Linked DNA regions of Mus musculus: region 1 is linked to region 2. Evidence: chromatin loops called from intact Hi-C (ENCODE). Cell type or tissue: gastrocnemius. All regions are shown on one strand. Links, peaks and the distances in the headings refer to the core of each region. The heading gives the core; the rest is flanking DNA.

What was found. Hi-C counts contacts between places; a loop is a spot of excess contacts. Peaks named below come from ENCODE experiments on the same cell type or tissue, not always from the same donor. Only the 100,000 strongest peaks of a DNase experiment are listed, where the experiment ranks them.
Region 1: it touches region 2 in a loop (12-fold over the local background); 32 of 42 quality-filtered maps call a loop at or near these places.

What each region holds. Positions count from the first base shown.
Region 1 is chr7:125,465,318-125,473,317 of GRCm38, reverse strand. It overlaps Nsmce1 (NSE1 homolog, SMC5-SMC6 complex component), which reads left to right. Exons shown (of 8, transcript NM_026330.4): 3 at 1,089-1,210; 4 at 1,366-1,443; 5 at 2,059-2,205; 6 at 4,173-4,289; 7 at 4,919-5,039; 8 at 5,475-5,674. The coding sequence ends at 5,554. Among named protein-coding and RNA genes, the nearest start is that of Nsmce1, 22 kb to the left of the region's middle. In gastrocnemius, for the core only: CTCF peaks have their summits at 1,237 (motif pointing left) and 3,186 (motif pointing left); DNase peaks (open chromatin) are centred at 987, 1,227, 3,188, 7,795 and 1 more place; H3K4me3 peaks cover 651 bases; H3K27ac peaks cover 1,701 bases.
Region 2 is chr7:125,577,148-125,587,195 of GRCm38, reverse strand. Il4ra (interleukin 4 receptor, alpha) reads right to left here. Exons shown (of 11, transcript NM_001008700.4): 11 at 7,722-10,048. Among named protein-coding and RNA genes, the nearest start is that of Il21r, 21 kb to the left of the region's middle. In gastrocnemius, for the core only: no CTCF peak of the experiment used is centred there; DNase peaks (open chromatin) are centred at 8,902, 9,509, 9,725, 10,041 and 2 more places; H3K4me3 peaks cover 758 bases; H3K27ac peaks cover 2,289 bases.

The DNA of each region.
Region 1 (8,000 bases), core at 1-8,000, 110 kb after region 2:
GTTTTTTGTTTTTTTTTCTTTATTTAAAATTTTTTTTTGCTTGTTTTTTTTTTGTTTTGTTTTGTTTTTTTTCATGACAGGGTTTCTCTGTGTCGCCCTGGCTGTCCCTAAACTCAGTCTGCAGACCAGGCTGCCTGTTAAACTCTGAGGCCTACCTGTGCCTCCCGAGTGCTGGCGTTAAAAGGCGTGAGCTACCACTGCTGGGCTTCCCAAAGTAACTCTAAAGTATAAATCCTTTGACATTATTTTAATAAGTGAAAACAGGTATACTCTGGTCTTGAAAGTATCACACTGCAGATCGGTAATTCTAGTGTATGAAGCTGGCCGTATGCCTTCACTGTGTTAGAGCAGGTTCTGTAGCCGACAGAGGGGCTGACTCTCCAAGCTGGGATGTGTAACACATGCCCTCTCCCTTTGCATCCTTTCCTGGTCTTTCTCACCAGCTGTTAGTATCTGTTCACCCAAGCCCCCTGCTTCTGGACCTTTTCCCCTCCTCAGACTCATGGCTCTCAAAAAGGTCCCTGTTGGTGGCCTCCTGATGGCTGGTGGCCTCCTGATGGTGGCATAGCAGGAGCTTCCGCTAGAGCCAGGCTCCCACAGTTCACACCGTCTCTGCCTGTGCTCAGAGCTGCCAGGGCCCGAGAAGGGCCAGTGGGAGGACACTTGGGCAATAGCTGCTTGGATTATGCTTAGAACAGGGCCTCTTCTGCTGTGAGTGCCTCACTTACCCTGTTGTGGCTCAGGCCTGGGCTGGCCCAAGGCCTTCAGATGTGTCCTGGCTAGCTTTCTAGGAGGAGGGAGCTGTGGAGGGCCACTGGTGCAGCATGAAGCCTTGGGGAAGAGGAAGGAAGGCTACTGTCTCAGTGGTCTGAGATAACAATCTTGTCCGCCTTTCTGCCTCACTACACCATCTGTCTCAGCTTATCTTTGAGCACTCCGGGAAGAAAGAAACCACAATATTGGCATTGGCCCAAGAAAGCCAAAACATTTCTGTTGGGGCTGCTAGTGTGGTCAGGGGCCAGAGATTGAAACAGGCTGTGTGTGCTTTTTCGACGAATCCACTCCCATCCCTGCCTGCTTATTTCCAGGAAATGCGACTGTAGATAAGCTGGAGGACTTCATCAACAACATCAACAGTGTCCTGGAGTCTCTGTATATTGAGATAAAGAAAGGAGTCACGGAAGATGATGGGAGACCCATTTATGCACTGGTATGCGAGGCAGCGCCCTCTAGTGGCATTTTGAGAAACTGGCTCAGAGGGCTCTGCAGTGGCTCGTGCGGGACCCATGCTTCTGAGAGAGGGGTGAGAAAGTGATCAGCTTTGTGGTGGACACGTGGCCTGATCCTTATGTGGTTTATTTTTAGGTGAATCTTGCTACAACTTCAGTTTCCAAAATGGCTACGGATTTTGCAGAGAACGAGCTGGATCTGTTTAGAAAGGCTGTGAGTACAGTACTCATTGCTACCATATGCAGCGTTTCTAACGGGAGGAAATAGAAACGGCAATTGTGGAGGCCACTGTCATGCTTCCCAGCTTCCTGGGTCTCACAGGGAGTGACAGGCCTTAAGCTACCTGTCAAACAGAGCACCTGAGAACTCGTGGGAGTGCATGGGTCCCAGTCCCTGGCCCAGAATGCTCCAAACCCAGCCCTGCACTTTAATGAGGCGCTCACTGGACGGTTTGTCCAAGCTTTGTAGCAGTGTGCTCAGCCCATGTGCCACACACCTGGCTAAGACGTTCTGAGTCCTGGGAGCACATAGCAGCTCTGGGGAAGGTGGGAAAGGAGCGCCCCTCTCCAGTTTCAGCTTGACTGGGCCCATCGAGGCAGGTAGACTTTCTAGTTTAACCATTTTGTGGTGCTCCTAGGCTGTCTACAGTGTGTGGAGAATAAAGCTAGGACAAGGGCCACAACCTGTGTGCACATTGGATACCTAGCACCTGTCGTAGGGATGTGCCTGGTGTGGGTCCATGCAGCTTCTCCTACCAGGGCTGGCTGGAGGCTTAGGTGTCGAGTTTGTTATTCAAATAGATGAATAAGGCACCTCTTTCTCTTGCAGCTGGAACTGATCGTTGACTCAGAAACTGGCTTTGCTTCTTCTACAAACATTTTGAACCTAGTTGATCAACTCAAAGGGAAAAAGATGAGGAAGAAGGAGGCCGAGCAGGTGCTGCAGAAGTTTGTGCAGAGCAAGTGGTTGATTGAGGTACCCTGGGGCCTCCCCGTTCACTCAGGAGTGCACAGTCTGTGTGCTAGCAGTTGAGCCCGGCCTGTCTGTGGGCCCTTCTCTATTGTAAGCTTTCCATGACCTCTGAGAGGAGAGCCTGTGTTCCCTGACTTTCACATGGTCTGTCTTAAGTGCTGCAGCCACAAGTGGAAGAGGCTGGAATCAATGGAAGGCTTATCAGATGCCTTTCAGAATGAAGTTGCTGGCTGTCCCTTCTGTAGACAGCTTGGAGCTGCTGCAAGCGTTTTCTTTTTTGTTGTTTGTTTGTTTTGTTTTGTTTTTTTTTCAAGGCAGGGTTTCTCTGTGTAGCCCTGGCTGTTCTGGAACTTACTCTGTAGACCGGGCTGGCCTCGAACTAAGAATTCTGCCTGCCTCTGCCTCCCAAAGAATGCTGGGATTAAAGGTGTGTGCCACCACTGCTCAGCTTTTTTTTTTTTTTTTTTTGGCTGCAAGGGTTTAATGGGAGTCCTGAAAAAAATCTGTGAGCTGTTGTGGAGGGGAGCATGGAGGCCCTCCACCTTGCCACCCATCAGCCCCTCAATCTTCTCAGTCCTGTCACTGGGTATCCCTTGAGTTCTCGTTCACCATGTATCTGGTGAAGGAAGGCACAGGCTCAGGCAGTAGGGGTCGCGGTTGGGAGAGCACCTCTGGGCTCCTCCACTTTCTGGGCAGGGCTGCTGTGAGTTCTGTAGGGGCCCCACTGAAGGATTGTTGACCGGGTTGCTGGCTGGTCCCTGCCAAGCCTTCCTAGGCATCTGGTTCCTTGATCCGAGGGACTCGGTTTTAGAGGCATCTTTGGCCTCAGAAATGCAGCCTCCCTTTGCTAAGGCTTCCCACAAGGTTTCATTGCTCAAGGGCTTAGGTATTATGCAGCTGGATGGTCCACTAGGAGGCTCTGGACTGGAGGGTGGTAAGTCAGGCATCAGAGCTTGGCCCACCTTTCCTCGTAGTTCAGGTTGGCTCCCTCTAGTGGCATGCAGCCTCAAGAGCAGGAGAAGGAGGTTCAGGAAGCTGGCCACTAGTATGGACCCGGGATCTTTGACAGGTTCCCACAGAACTGAGACTAGCTTGCAAGTTAGCCATGCTCCTGCCACATCTGAGGAGGCCCCACGTCCCTGTCTGCCTAGCAATAACCACTGCTCAGGATTCTTGTGCTCTGTGTACAACAGCCTTTCTATTTCTGAACTCCTTGCCCACTGCCCACTCTTGCTCCTGGAACTAATTTCACTCACTTCTTTAGTCACCAGGCCGCCTCATAAATGCTCTGTTTCCACCCTGCCACTTCTGCCTTGGAAAGGAAGCCTGTCTTCCACAAGCATCCTTCCCCACTGGTGGGTGGGGAGGGAACTCCAGTGTGGAAGACAACAGTATCAGGGGGACTATCTTGTTGGACTGTCTCCTCAGCCTCCTTCTATTACAGGGCCACCTTTGTGTGTGGCCGTCCTGTCAGCTTCCCTCTGTCCACGTCACATGCCCAGGATCACTGAGCCTCCACGCTGGCTCTTCCAGCTTCATTTGTAAAGTGGCAGGCAGGGCTGGCAGTGATGGGGCAACACTGGTGGTAAAGGGCTGGGAAGTGGGCACCCGGCTGGGGTTATCTTGGGTTACCCATTGGGATATTGCTCTCCTCCCTGGCCTCTGTCTTCTCTTGCTGACGACACCAACTGTGACTAGCTTGTAGGGTGGCTGTGAAGATGGGGTCATCATATCTGTGAAGGCAGGGGAGGTTCTGAGATCTGGAGGGTAAGAAGACCTTCGCCTCCATTGTCTGACATTTAGTTTCCCTTTCTGGAGATTTGGCTAAGGGGACTTTGCTGACATTGGTTGGCTGGGATTGGTGACAGTGTGCAGTGACTAGAGTATCTAGACCTAGTCCTCCTGCACTCTGGGCTGTGGGACCCGGAGAGTCAGCACTGAGCTAGCGTGAGTGTGTTGTATCTCTGCAGAAGGAGGGAGAGTTCACCTTGCATGGCCGGGCTATCTTGGAGATGGAGCAGTTCATCCGAGAGAGCTACCCAGATTCTGTGAAGATGTGCAACATCTGCCACGGCCTCCTCATCCAGGTACTGCAGGCAGCAGTGGGAGTGGGGTCCTGATGCTCAGCCCACTGGACCTCTACTGTTACTATATACTTCAGGATATAGCAGCTTTAGGACAGGCCATGCTATACTCCTGCTGCTGCACTCCCTAGCTCTCTCCCTGGCCACTCAGCCGTATCCCAGGGTACTGTTAGGTGCTGGCTGATACCTTAAGCCTTGGTAGCTCTGTGGCAGGTTTTTCTGTCCCCACCATTCTGCTGTTCTGCTTTGCAGGGTCCCCTACGACTCAGTCTGGCTGGATGCCTGAGTTTGCTTCTTTTTGATTATCTTGGACAACCAGGCTCCATACTGATCTTCTATATGTGTATCCATGGGGCCCATGGTATTTCTATGTTCAGATTCTCTGGCTTATAACATGCTTCTCTTGATCGTAAAGTGTGCGATACATGTTGCTACTTGGCCTACTACAAAACTGTATGCCTCTATCTCCCACCAGGGACTCTCTGGTCAGGGGCTTGGGTTTATTGCCAGCATTAAGTTGGGGCCTAGAAGGTTAAACCCTCCAGCCTGCTAGCCATTTTCTTGCAGCTTTCTGAAGGTTTGTGAAGTTGAGAGATGTGCTTGTCCATGGTCATCAGGCTTTCTTGTTTCAGGGTCAAAGTTGTGAGACGTGTGGAATTAGGATGCATTTGCCTTGTGTGGCCAAATACTTCCAGTCCATCCCTGAACCACACTGCCCCCACTGTAATGACTACTGGCCCCACGATATACCAGGTACGTGGCCTCCAGAGTGCTTATGGGATGGGGTGACCTTGTGATGGGCTGTCTGTGGGACCTCTGTTCTAAGTCTGGGCCCCAAGAGCACCCGAGGCATGAGGAGGTCTCTGAGCATGAAGATCATCGTTAGTGACCTGCTGAAGCACAGGTGAACACTGCCTTATCCTACAGGGCTCTAAAATCCAATAGACCCCAAGGTTTGTGAGAGCCAAACAAGGCTGTCCTTATAGCCACCCAGGGACAGGGATGGGAAAGCCACTCCCCAGCTCCCTCAGTGAGCCATGCTGCCTGGCTCACGGTGCTGTGGGAGGAGGGTTAACAGTGACATGTCCTCATGGGAAACAGCTGTAGATGTAGCTGCTGTACTGTACTGTGTGATCAGGCCATTGGTCCTGCTGCTCATTGTGTGTCTCTGTGCTGTTCTATACACAGAAGTCTACAACCCTGAGAAGGAGAGGGAAGCTGGCATCTCCAAGTCGAGCAGAAAGTCCTTACGGACCCGGCAGCACTAGCTGTGTCCTGCATCGTTCTGGGCTGACCCTCACAGTCCATTTAGGACTGCCGTGCCTCCTTTGTTATTTGTTCTTAACACGTTTTTAGTAAATGTTTCCTGATGGCGCTGTGCTCTGTAATCCAGGGCTTGTGTGAGGTTGGGTTCCCCTTGCTGAGTTGAGTGGACTGGCCTGAACGGCAGCCCTGGGCAGATGTCTCTTTGGCTGGCTCTGGGTGCCATTGCTTCGTTGCAGTTTTGGCCCATGATATTAACCTTAGTGTCCACAGCTACAATAGGCCCTTACTCTGGCCCCAAGTGCAGTAGACCCCTGCAGGCTGGGCTGGACTAGATCAGGCTGTCCTCAAACCCTGTCCATTTGGCCTCACGACTGCTGGCCAGACTGGATCCCACCTCTCATTCCCAGCTGCCGCAGCTGCTCTGCTCCTGGCCTCAGTCCCCTGGACAGTCAAATGCCGTACCCTGCCGCCGAGACCTTGGTTTGATTTCAGATGGTTGCATTGAGTTAGGACTCATGGTGAGGGTTCTCACCTGCTCACCTCAGCCTTCCTTCCTTCCTCAGCTCCTCCTCTTTGGTCCCTGGGCTCACAACCACAGTGCCCGTTGAACTTCCTTGATCACTACTTGCTGCACTGTGGTTCCCTGCCTGCTTCTACTCACCCCAATATGTCAGGACTCATACTGGCTCAAATGAGGAGGGACATGCTAGCATTCCTTCTGGAGGCTTAGGCTGGTGGTTCCGATGATGTCACCAGGTCACCCCACTTTTTAACCTCTGTTGAACTCCGGCAGGAAAGCAGAACAGGTCTAGAATAGCCAGGGCTTGGAGTTGGGGGCTCTGGGTTGGGAGTGTTTGAGTCCCTGGTCCCAGGATCCTCTGCATCCTCACAGCCTTCAAGGTGAAGCTCAGGGGCAGTCTCTCAAGCCCTGCCCTCAGGACTACACTGGGCAAGGTGGCTCTGCAGTCCCTGCTTTGGGATGGCTAGCTGCCTGCTTATCCTGTGTCACAGTGGTACAGCTCAGGCCATCCCTGAGGGTGACCAAGGAGCTCTGGAGATAGCAGCCTTCCTGCCACCTGTCTCCATGCCTCTACCCATTCTCTTATCATGGTACCAACTAGTCAGTGTAAGCATCCCACAGGACTGACACTCCCCACCCAAGGTCCTCACCTTTCCAGATCTTAGTTTGATGTTCATCAACTACACTCTGTCCTTTACAGTCTGTCTTGCCTTCTGGTCCCTCTGGTGCCACTGGGTGGGAATCATTGACTGGACCAGGCCCCTTCTGCCTCTCCGGCTCACAACCTTCCCACTTGCAGGCCTTTGTCTACCTGTGGCATCTGAGACTACTTGGCTGGCTTCACTGACAGCCAGTACCGCTCCAGCTGCACTGTTCTTCCTTTCCTGGGCCTGGTTGTCCCTCTTGGGCCTTGTCCTACTTCACTCCTATTGATGTGGTAAATACCGTGATCAAAGGGGGTCTGGGAAGGAGAGACTTCCTTCTTATTACAGCTTTCAGCCCATCCGAAGTGCAGGAACTCAAAGGTAGGAGAGAACTGGAGGCAGACACTGAAGCAGAGGCCATGGAGGAGTGCTGCTAACTGGCTTGCTCAGCCTGCTTTCCTATACAACCCAGGAGCACCTGCCCAGGGTTGGGACAATGGGCTGGGCCTTCCTACATCAATCAGTAATCAAAAACCGGCCCCACAGACTTGCCTCTAGGGCAGTCTGATGGAGACATTTTTCTCAGCTGAGGTTGTTCTTCCCAGATGACTAGCTTGTGTCAAGTTGACACCATAAAAGTCCAACCAAACAAGAACCCAACCAGGACAGGCTGCTGTCTCTGCTGTTGTGAGTGGGTCCTAATGCCAGTCTGAAGTCCTGTTCTGTCCCTCATCATTTTATCCTTCATGTCTGCTACCCAGGATGTCCCCAGCCCTCCTTGTTGCCCTGTCCTGTCACCGTGCATGTTGCATGCACACCTGGTCTTATTTGTCATATTTTGGTCTTGCTGATACCTACTCCACGGTGTGTCCAACACCAGGAGAACAAGAAGCCCATGCAGCTGGGTGCCCTGTCTCCAGTGTCTGGCCCAGGGCCACAGTGTGAGCAGCCCTGTGTGCTGAGTGACGGGCTGGTGGATCTTCACACTTGCTCTTTTCTTGGCTTTGAAGGGCCTGTTGGCACTGTGTTTCCAAGCCAGCTTGAGAATTCACACTCCAGAGTAAGAGGGGAGTCCTGCAGGCAGGTTCCAGCCACCTTGGGACCTGCCCATAGGTAGAGACCTTTCATCCTCCTGCCTCCCCCTGATGATGGCCTTCTGCTGCTCAGCAGTGACCCAGGAGAGCATGGACCTGTCGGTTGTCACAGGTGATGCTGTAAAGTGTCCAGGCCACTGCAGGAAGCCGGAGCCACATAGCTGATACACCTAGCAGAGTGTGCCAGTGC
Region 2 (10,048 bases), core at 2,047-10,046:
TGGGTTTGGGTGAGGGGTAAATCTGAGGGGAGTCAGGGGGAGAAGTTGAGGATGAATAGGATCAAAATGTACTGTGGGTATGCATGCGTGATAGTCTCAAAGAGTTCATACAAATGGTATATTAAAAAGAGAGGGCCTCAGAGTAGCCTGGACAACACAGCGAGACCCCTTCTCAAGCAAAGAAGCAAATAATTAATAAATGATAAAAGATGGATGTGAGCATGGAGAGAAAAATTCTGTTTTCAAAGCCTCAGATGGAAAAACCATGGAGGCTGAGGCTGAGAGGGCGATGCTTTGGGTGCTGGGTGTGGGTGGGCAGTGGTGCATCTGGAGGAGCTGCCGAGGAGGAGTTGTCCCAGAGTTCTACAGCGATGGGAAGTTCAGGGTAAGTATACTAAATCCTGCTAGATGGCGTGTGTGTGTGCATGCGTGCGTGTGCATGCGTGTGTGTGCATGTGTGTGACTATGCATGTGTCTGTGTGCACGTGCATGTGTGTGTGTGCATGCATGCGTGTGCATGCGTGTGTGCATGCACGTGTGTGCATGCGTGTGTGTGCATGCGTGTGTGTGCATGCGTGTGTGTACATGCGTGCGTATGCATGTGTGCATGCGTGTGTGTGCATGCATGTGTGCATGCGTGTGTGTATATGCGTGCGTATGCATGCGTGCATTGTGTGTGCATGCATGTGTGCAAGCGCGTGTGCATGTGTGCGTGTGCATGTGTGTGCGTGCGTGTGTGTGTGCATGCATGCATGCATGCGTGTGTGTGCCTATGCATGTGTCTGTGTGCACGTGCATGTGTGTGTGTATGTGTGCATGTATGTGTGTGCATGCGTGTGCCTATGCATGTGTCTGTGTGCACGTGCATGTGTGTGTGTGTGCATGTATGTGTGTGCATGCGTGTGCCTATGCATGTGTCTGTGTGCACGTGCATGTGTGCGTGCGTGTGTGTGTGTGTGTGTGTGTGTGTGTGTGTGTGCGCGCGTGTGTGCATGTGGAAGCCTAAGGTTAATGTTGATGTTTTCTTTGTCCCTCTCCACCTTATATCCACTGAACCCGGAGCTTCCCAGTTCAATTAAACTGGCCGGCCAAGTGAGTACCAGGAAGCCCCCTGTCTCTGCATCCCCAGAGCTGGGTTAAAGGGGCCTGCCACTGTATCCAGATATTTTTGCATGGGTGTAGGGGACAAGACCTCAGGTCTTCAGACCCCTTCAGTCAGCACTTTACTGACTGAGCCATGTGACCACCCTGGAATCTATATTTTTAATGGTTAAAATGGTACATTTTCTGTTACATGAATTCAATCTTAATGAATGATAATTTCATGAGGCTCTGGGTTGTTTCTTTGTTTGTTTGTTTGTTTTGTTAATGTGACAGGAATTACTTGGGAAGACGGACCCTCAGCTGAGGAATCACCTCCATCAGGCTGCCCTATAGGTATGTTGTGTAGCAAGTTCTTGATTAGTGGTTGATGTGGGAGAGCTCAGCCCACTGTAGGTGGTACCACCCCTGGGTGGGTGGTTCTGAGTTGAAAGAGAAAGCAGTCTAAGCAAGCCATGAGGAGCAAGCCAGGAAGAGTCTCCTCCATGACTTTGGCTTCAGTTCCTGCCTCCAGATTCCTGCCCTGAGTTCCTGCCCTGGCTTCCCTTGGTGATGAACTGTGATGTGGAGGTATAAGCCAAATAGCCTTTTTGTCTCCAAACTACTACAGGTAGTAGTAGGTCCCCAGGACCTCATAAACCCACCAAGGCCACACTGTCTATACTCAAAGCACTCAGGAGATGGAGCACCAGGATCAAGTTCAAGGTTGTCCTTGGCTACGTAGGGAACTTGAGGCTTTTGTGTCCCTTCCCCAGAAGACTAATCTCTGCTTCAATCAGTCCTGTGGCTACAAAGAACATAACTACTCTGTGTGTGTGTGTGTGTGTGTGTGTGTGTGTACATGTGTAGGTATATGCTGGTGTTCAAATGTGTGTGCACAGGTCAAAGACCAAGGATTGATAGTAGATGTCTTCATCAGTTATTCTCCACTTGATTGATTGATTGATTGATTGATTGATTGATTGATTGACAGAGTCTCTTACTGAACCTGGAACTCATCCATTTGGCTAGGAAGGCTAACTATTGAGCACGTGCACACAGACACATGCATAGGCACACGCATCTGCCTGTCACTCCCCACCCCCACCCTGGATTTTTACATGGGTAAAATGAATGAATCATGCAGTCCTTACGCATGGCAAGCAAGCAAGCACCTTCTCAACTGAGCCACCTCCCTGGGTTCAGAACTGGCTTTTCAAGGTGAATTCTGATGCACATCTGCAATCCCAGGATTTGGGAGGCAGGAGCAAGAGCATGCTTCCAGCACAACCTGGCTCCATGGTAAGACCCTGAACCAAGATAAAATTAAGTACGTTTACTGGCTTGTTTTAAAAGGTTGGTTTTATGCATGTGTGGGTCAAGGGGATGAATTCCTTCAAAGTAGAAGGCTTGCGTTCTGGGACTTCTTTCATTCGCATAGACAGTTGAGCTTCGATAGGAACAGAAAGTGGTGGTTGTAGGAGTGTCAGAAGACTAGGTTTGTCACCTACAAGCCTGTGGAGCCCAAAGAAAGCACCCAGTAAGTCCAGTACTAGTTCTGGGAATGCTCTCAATGGTCAACTTTAACCACATGACTCCCTGTACAAAGCTACCACTGTACCAGGTAGAGAAGGGAATTCTCTGATTGGCTGAGCATGAGACACATGCAGGAGCGTTGGGGGGGGGGGGTTTCATCAGGCCCACAGAAGCCTGTGAACTGGGAGTTACAAGCTGGTCCCCAAGGAGGCCACTCTATCAAGAGGACAGACTGTGATGTGCTAGGGTAGGGTCCTGTGAAGCAGGGGCCACTGGAGACGTGGGGAGGCTGGACAGAGGGAGGCCCACCAGGGAGGCCAGGGTCTAACCCTGCATAATGTGGCAGGGTCACACTAGCTAAGGCTGTAAGAGTTCACAGGTCACAGAGTAGGAAGTGGTGAGCAGTGAGGGAGTGGGGTCTTGGTGTGGGGAGACCTGGCTGTGGATTGCTTCCTGTGTGCACAGCTGCATGCCGTATCTGTGTGCGTGCTCTCTCTCCATCCCTCTCCTTTCCCTGTGTGTGTGCACGCGATCATGGGTGTTCTTGTGTGTACTCACATGTGTGGGTGCCCCTGTATATTCCTGTGAAGGCCAGAGGTCAATATTGTCTTTTTCAATGGCTCTGCACCTGACCTTTGGAGGCAGGATCTCTTATTGAACCTGGAGCTTACTGGCTCCAAACCCAGCTGTCGGTGGCCCCGGGATCTTCCTGTTGCTGCTTCCCTCATACTGGGGTCACAGGTGCGTGGTGCCATCTGGAGTTCTACATGGGCCCTGAGGATCTGAAGTCAGGTTCTCTGGCTTGTTTAGCAAGCACTTTGCCCAAAGAGCTGTTTCCTAACCCCCTTGTTATACTTTTCCTGTTATTAGTCTCTAGGCCTAAAAAAAAAAAAGTTTTGAGTGTTTTATTTAATTAACTTTATTTTCAAAAGAAACTTCATCTCCCCAAGATGGAAAAATGGTATCTTTACCATAAATCGGAGGGAAGTGCAGACAACTGAAACAGAAACCCACACTCCCTGCTGTGGGCTGCTGTACCACCCTGTGGATGATCAGCAGAGGAGAACTGAGAGAGGGCTCAAGGAGAGAGAGCCAGAGAGCCACGGTGAGTTCTGCACTCACTCCACCAGAGGCCCAGTTCTGCTTCAAGACAGTTTTGGTGAGCAGCTACTATGTGTCAGGCTCCATGGTTCTGGGCTCCACGATTCTGTGGCAGTGTGGCCATAGTCAGAAGTCTCAGCACTGCAGCCCACCTTGGAGGAGAAGACCCACTGGAAGAGAAGGAGGAAGGGTCCATAGTGCCCATAATTGTGGTTGTCCATGTGCCATGAGCCTTGTGCCAGCTGGGCTGCTGACATGGCTGAACACTGGCTGTGAAGATGCCCAACAGATGCTGTGGGTGGCTCTGGGGTTTACACAAGGGCACTGAGAAGAGACAGTGGGAGACATCAGTCCATCCGTCATTCATTTACAAGTCACGGTGCCTGTCTCTGTAGGACCAGATTTAGAAAGGATTGTAATTAACTTAGTGGGCGAAGAGGTGGCAGAAGAGAAAGGAAGAGAGGAGGAAGAGGGGAAAGAAGAGGAAGAGGATGGGGGCGTAAAAGAAGAAAGAGGAAGGAGAAATCCAAAGGAGGAGGAAGAGACTGAAGTGGACCACATCCCCTTCCCTCCCCCCTCCCCACCCTGTGGCTGCAGGGAAGAAGGAGGCCCCTGGGTTGGTACTGTAATTTTTATTCTGACTGTAACATTCATTGCTTCCCTGAAAGTATAAACATGTGCACAGGTTCCAGGAACTAGGGCATGCCTAGTTGAAGGTAGCTTCAGAGTTCCTTGTTCCATCCGCTACAACACTGAAGATTGGGTTACCTTTGCAAAGGAATTTCTGTTTAAACAAAAGCACATGGCTTTAGACTCAGGAGGCAGGGTTTGACGATTAGATGATGCGTTCGAGGACTTTTCCCTCTCTGCCGCACCTCATTTGCCTTTATCTTCCATCTCGATACTGTCTCTTCATGACCACAGTGTGGACGACAAAGCACCATACATTACACGCAGAGTGGAAAGAAAACGGCAAAGGACTTTCTCCTGCTGCTTTTCCTGATTAGGGAGGACTGTCAGTGTGGCCTGTGGTCCCATGGTAGCAAAGGACAAAAAACCATGTAGAGTGACTTGGGCCTCGGTGGTCAGCTGGAAATCATGGCAGAACTGTAGCAAGGAGGGTAAGTCAGAGTAGCCAGAACTCATCAGAGGCCCAAGGGACAGACACAAAGGACAGTGTGCAATACAGATGTGTGCCCAGACCACAAAGTCATAACATTACAGAGTGGTGCTCTATATGAGGGCCTGGATCTGGGTCTGCATGGAAGGAGCTGGGACAGAGGACCTGGACCTATGAGAAGTTGGTGCTATGTAATGGCAGAGGGATTGGGGTGGTTCTGCAGTGGAGTTCTTGCCTGCTGTGAGGACCTCTGCTCATGACCCCAGCACTGTAAAGGAAAAACAGCCAAGAGTCACTCTGCACATAGCCTATGGCGAGATGGGGACATGTGCAGACACAGGGTGGTGACAGCGGGGCACATTTTATCCTGGACTTGTGCTGTCTTTGGGATTAAGGGTGCCATTTTCCTTGAGCATAATTTACTGCTCAACTCCCGCACTGCCCAGACGCACTCAGTCGGACATCAAGAATAAGCTTAGCAGATGCTTTTAAAGAGTTTTGTGTGCAAGAGCCACTCCAGGGGCTCACTGAAGTGGTGATGTATTTAATTCTCACCACGGGCTCGTGAGACAGGTGTCAATTACAGATGCATATGTGAGCTCAGATAAGTTGCAGACTGGCCCGGTGCCAGACAGTTGGGTTTAGGGTATCCTGAATGTCTGTGCTGTTCTCCAGAGCAGGAGCATTGTCAGAGACAAGCAGAAGCTGGGCTGCACCTACTTGGGCCGCAGTTGGGGAGTTCCAGGAACGCAGGCTGGTGCTGAGACAGTGCGGGCCACCAGGGGGCAGCAGGGACTGAGGCACGGCCCTTCCCTTCCCCTCCCTCTGGACACAGGAGTTGCTGGGCATCACTTGCTCCTGCCTTCATTTTTCCCGCGTTTCACCCCAGAGTGGTGTCACGCCATGTCCACGGTCCCACGGACACTGACGTCTCTTGAGCTCAGTGTGGTATCACCGCAAATCCGCGACGTCACCGGCGCTGTGAACCCACAGCGCGCAGTGCACCCGCGGTGAACAGAACCGTGCCCTGTGGTCTGGGATTTTTTTTTTTGGTTTTGACTTAATGACTTAAGTGGGAAATTTATGTCAGGAAAGTTGAACAGGCTACGCGCGCTCCGCGGCAGCCCACGAGGCCGGAACCAGAATAAGCGCAAACAGCGTTTTCTTCCACCAAGTTAAAGCATCATCGTGGCTTCCAGGGCATCCAGCACAGCGGGGGCTGCTGGGAAAATCCCAGCTCACAACACCTTGGTGGCTGCGCCCGCCACGCGCAGGAACCCTCTACAGACATCACACCAACCCTTGGGTCCTTTCTTTTTTCATTTTTCTAGATCTTTCCCTGTCCTCTCTTAGTGGAGGCTGTTGACAAAAACACACAGAAACAAAGCTTAGATGCCAATAAACTTAAATAAAATTGTTCATTTTAAGTGAAAATTTCAACTCCTCAGTCAAACCAGCTGCATTCCAAGGAACCTGGCTAAGTACTGGGAAGCATTTCCTGTGTGGTTTGAATCTGGTGTGTCCCCCTGGGAAACTTGACTGGATGTGAATGCTTGTGGAGAGGGATTAAGAGGAGGAAATTAGTCACTGTGGTATTTAGAGAGGCCTTTGGGAGGGGATCAGGGTTAGGTAAACTCATTAGAGCAGGCCCTGGAATCATAAGGACTATACACAGAAACCAGACTCACGCTCACACCACACACATATACAAGTACACATGCATATACACACATACATGAACACACACATATACAAACACCACACACATACTCGAGCACACACACATATACTCATGCCACACACAAACCCCACACATAATAGAAGCACACACTCACACCACACACATACATGAACACACACACACCACACACATATACAAGCACACACACATCACACATATACATGAGCACACACACACTTACCATATGCATACATGAGCATGCTTGTACACACACACATACATGAACACACACTCACACCACACACATACATGAGCACACACATACTCACCACATGCATACACGAGTGTGCTTGCACATACACACACACACACACAAGCACACATACACCACACACATACATGAACACACACTCACACCACATACATACACAGGCATACACATATCACACATATACATGAGCACACACACACACCACACACATACATGAGCACACACACATGTTCTCCTATGGGGTGCCCTGACTCCCCTGAGGGCTCCATCAGCAAGGCCATCTCTAGATTCCACCTCCTGACCTCAGAATTATGAACTGAAAAAAGCCTCTTTTCTTTATAACTCACTTGTGCGTGGTACAGGGTGAGAGCACAGGAAGCAGTCTCGGCAGCTTCTATCTCAGCACACGGCTCTGTGGGGCAGAGCCGTTGTACACAGTCACTTGCTTACAAAGCTCCTTCCTCGGATTGAGCTTTGAGCCAGTGTCCTATGGTTTGGCTATAAAATGTGCACCCACAGCTCGTGTTTTGAACACCTGGTTCCCAGGTGGTGACATTGTTCCAGGACATGGTGGAACCTTTTGGACACTGGGCCTTTCTAGCAGAAGAGTGACACCAGTGGGCCTTGAAGGCGATGGCCACCTCCAGTTCCTTTCACTAGGGTACGGACAAACCCCAGTGCAAGTTCTTTCCCCAGCAGAGAGCCACTGAGGCCACCATGCTATCCCCACCATGGTGGAAGGAATACACTGAACTATGAGCCAAAACAGGTCTGTCCTATAGGCTGATTCTCTGGGTCTTTCACCAGTTGCGAAATATAACTAGCACATACATTTCTCCATGAGTCCTGATTCTTATTCTGCAAATTCGAAATAAAATTTTGATTTGTGCTCACGATCTGAGAAAATTTAATAATTGTCTCTCTGAGAGAAGTTGCTTGATAAGTAATTTTAATAGAATGAAGAGATGGGACTGGTGAGGGTTGGAATTCCCAACAGGTAGCCTTAGGTAGTGAGTATGGGAGCCAGGACGGCACAGGCTGGCACCTCCTATGTTAATGATGGCAGACAGGAGGCAAGGTAACAGCAGGGCAGGGAATCCCAAGTTCCTCGGGCTTGTACCTTAGTTCCCTCAGTCACCCAGGAGATGGGGAGAGGGTGGTAATGGAGCCAGGGCTACCACATAGATCTTAGCAGCTTCCTGGGTTGGAAATGATGGGAGCGGGTATAAGCAGTGGAAGGGGGTGGAAGGTGGAGGACCAGTGAAGAAATCCTGGGCTAATCCAGAGGTCAGAGCTTGAAGGTCAAGTGCCGGACTGGGAAGCTGCGTTTATTGAACAGGATCTCACTGTCAAAGCCTAGGCTAGCCTCAAACTCCCTGGCTGTCAGCCACTGTTAAAGACAGGCACCACCAGCTGAAGGGAGGTACTTTACAGAGGAAGTTCTAAAGGCACAGCGGGAAGAATTTCCTGGGACAGTCAGTTCATTCCTGTGGGAGTCACTTCCCTCCAGGATACAAATCTGAGCAATGGGGATTTTAAACCCAGACTTCTCCTTCAGCCAGGCAGGAGGGATGCCCACAGGAGGTAGATCTTGGATGGCTCCGTTTCCTCTCCTCCCCTGCTTAGGGGCTGTGGTAAGACTGCTCTGGGAAGCTGGGTGTAGTAGCACACACCTGTGATCCCAGCACTCAGGAGACCGAGTGATGCTAGAGGCCCGTCTGAGCCACACTGAGACCTTGTCTTTGAAAAGACTGTTCTGAGATGTGAAAGTCTGAGGCTGGCTTCTACTGGACCACCTCTCAAGAGGCAGAACTAAGGCAGAATACCAGTATCCAACTGCACACCAGTCCCCATCATGCCAGGACCCTTCTCTCTGATGCTGTGACCACACCAGATCCCTGTGCCTCAAACTTCAGACATGAGCCATCTGCTGCATGTTCTGAGTTCTTCCAGGCTTTTTTGCAGATACCACGGGCTCATCTCAAAAGTGGCCTCCTTCAAGCCTCCCTAAGTGACCTGTCTCTGTCTTTCCTTCTGAACATCATATTCAAGTTCTCTGCTGGCCTGGCAGGTTGCCACACCCCAAATCCCCTGCCTAAGATGTGGGGCCTACTGATGTCAATGCCTTGACACATTCAACAACACTTAGCAGCCAGTGTCACGCCCTCTGCGTGCTAAGGAGCATCCAACACCTCTAGCACTCTGCCTAAAGGAGAGGGAAAGAGGAGGACCCCTCCCCTGAGCAGGCACACATGGGCACAAGCTGTGGTAGCAGGAGGGTAAGGATGAGAGATGGAGTAGCCACAGCTCTGCCCCATTCCCAAGTCATTCCCTTAAACCAACTGCTGGGGCCTTGTCTCCCCACTTCCCCAACCCCCTGCCTGCACATTTCAGCTTTCGTGCACTGTGGGCTCGGCGTGTGTATAGTAAAGGAAACCTGACAAGATAAAGACTTTATTGACATAAAGCTCCATGTGACCTGTCCTGTCCTCCTTGCAAACAGACTAGGTGTTGCAACAGTGGGGACGTGAGCAGACAGTGCTGAGCCCGGTCCCATCTTCCAGAACACAGTCAGACTCACTCACTCACCAAAGTCTGCCATCTGCTATCCCTACCACCTGACCACCAACCAGGACCAGCCCCACAGTTCCCTCGAGGTATCGCCTTGACTGCCAGTTATCGTGCCCGCTGGGCCCTGCCACCCGGCAACTGTGTTTGTTTATCTTCCACATCCCAGGAGCCCTGGCTTCTGGTCATATGTGGGTAACTGGCAGTGACTTTGGGCAATCAAGTTTGTGTCCTTGTTGCTTTCTACAACTGAGCGGAGGACAGCAGGCTCTGCCTCTAGTCCCAGTCCTGGCTGTTCAATGAATGGCCTCTGTGGGGCAATACCTGTCCTCTCTCAAAATTTCCACTAATTTTTAGGGCCTCCCATGCCACTGCCAGGCCATCTGTGAGTTTCTAGGCCCAGCTTCCAGCTGGGAGCGTCCAGCAGCTATGGCAGGACCGCTGAGAGCCTTGAGTGACAGGTCTATTCGGTGGACAAAATGGGACTGAGTAGGTAGGACAACATCAGCTAGGAAAGCCCAGGACTTAGGAACGTCAGCACTGCTGTGGGACCAAGCACAGTGAGCCCCTGTATCCCTTGGGAGGGAGGAGAGCCCAGGCCAGTGGAAGAGGAGACAGCCAGGCTCCGAGCGTCCAGGGTCAGGCCAAGTTTACATCTTCAATTCACCATTCTCTGGATTTCTGGGAAACC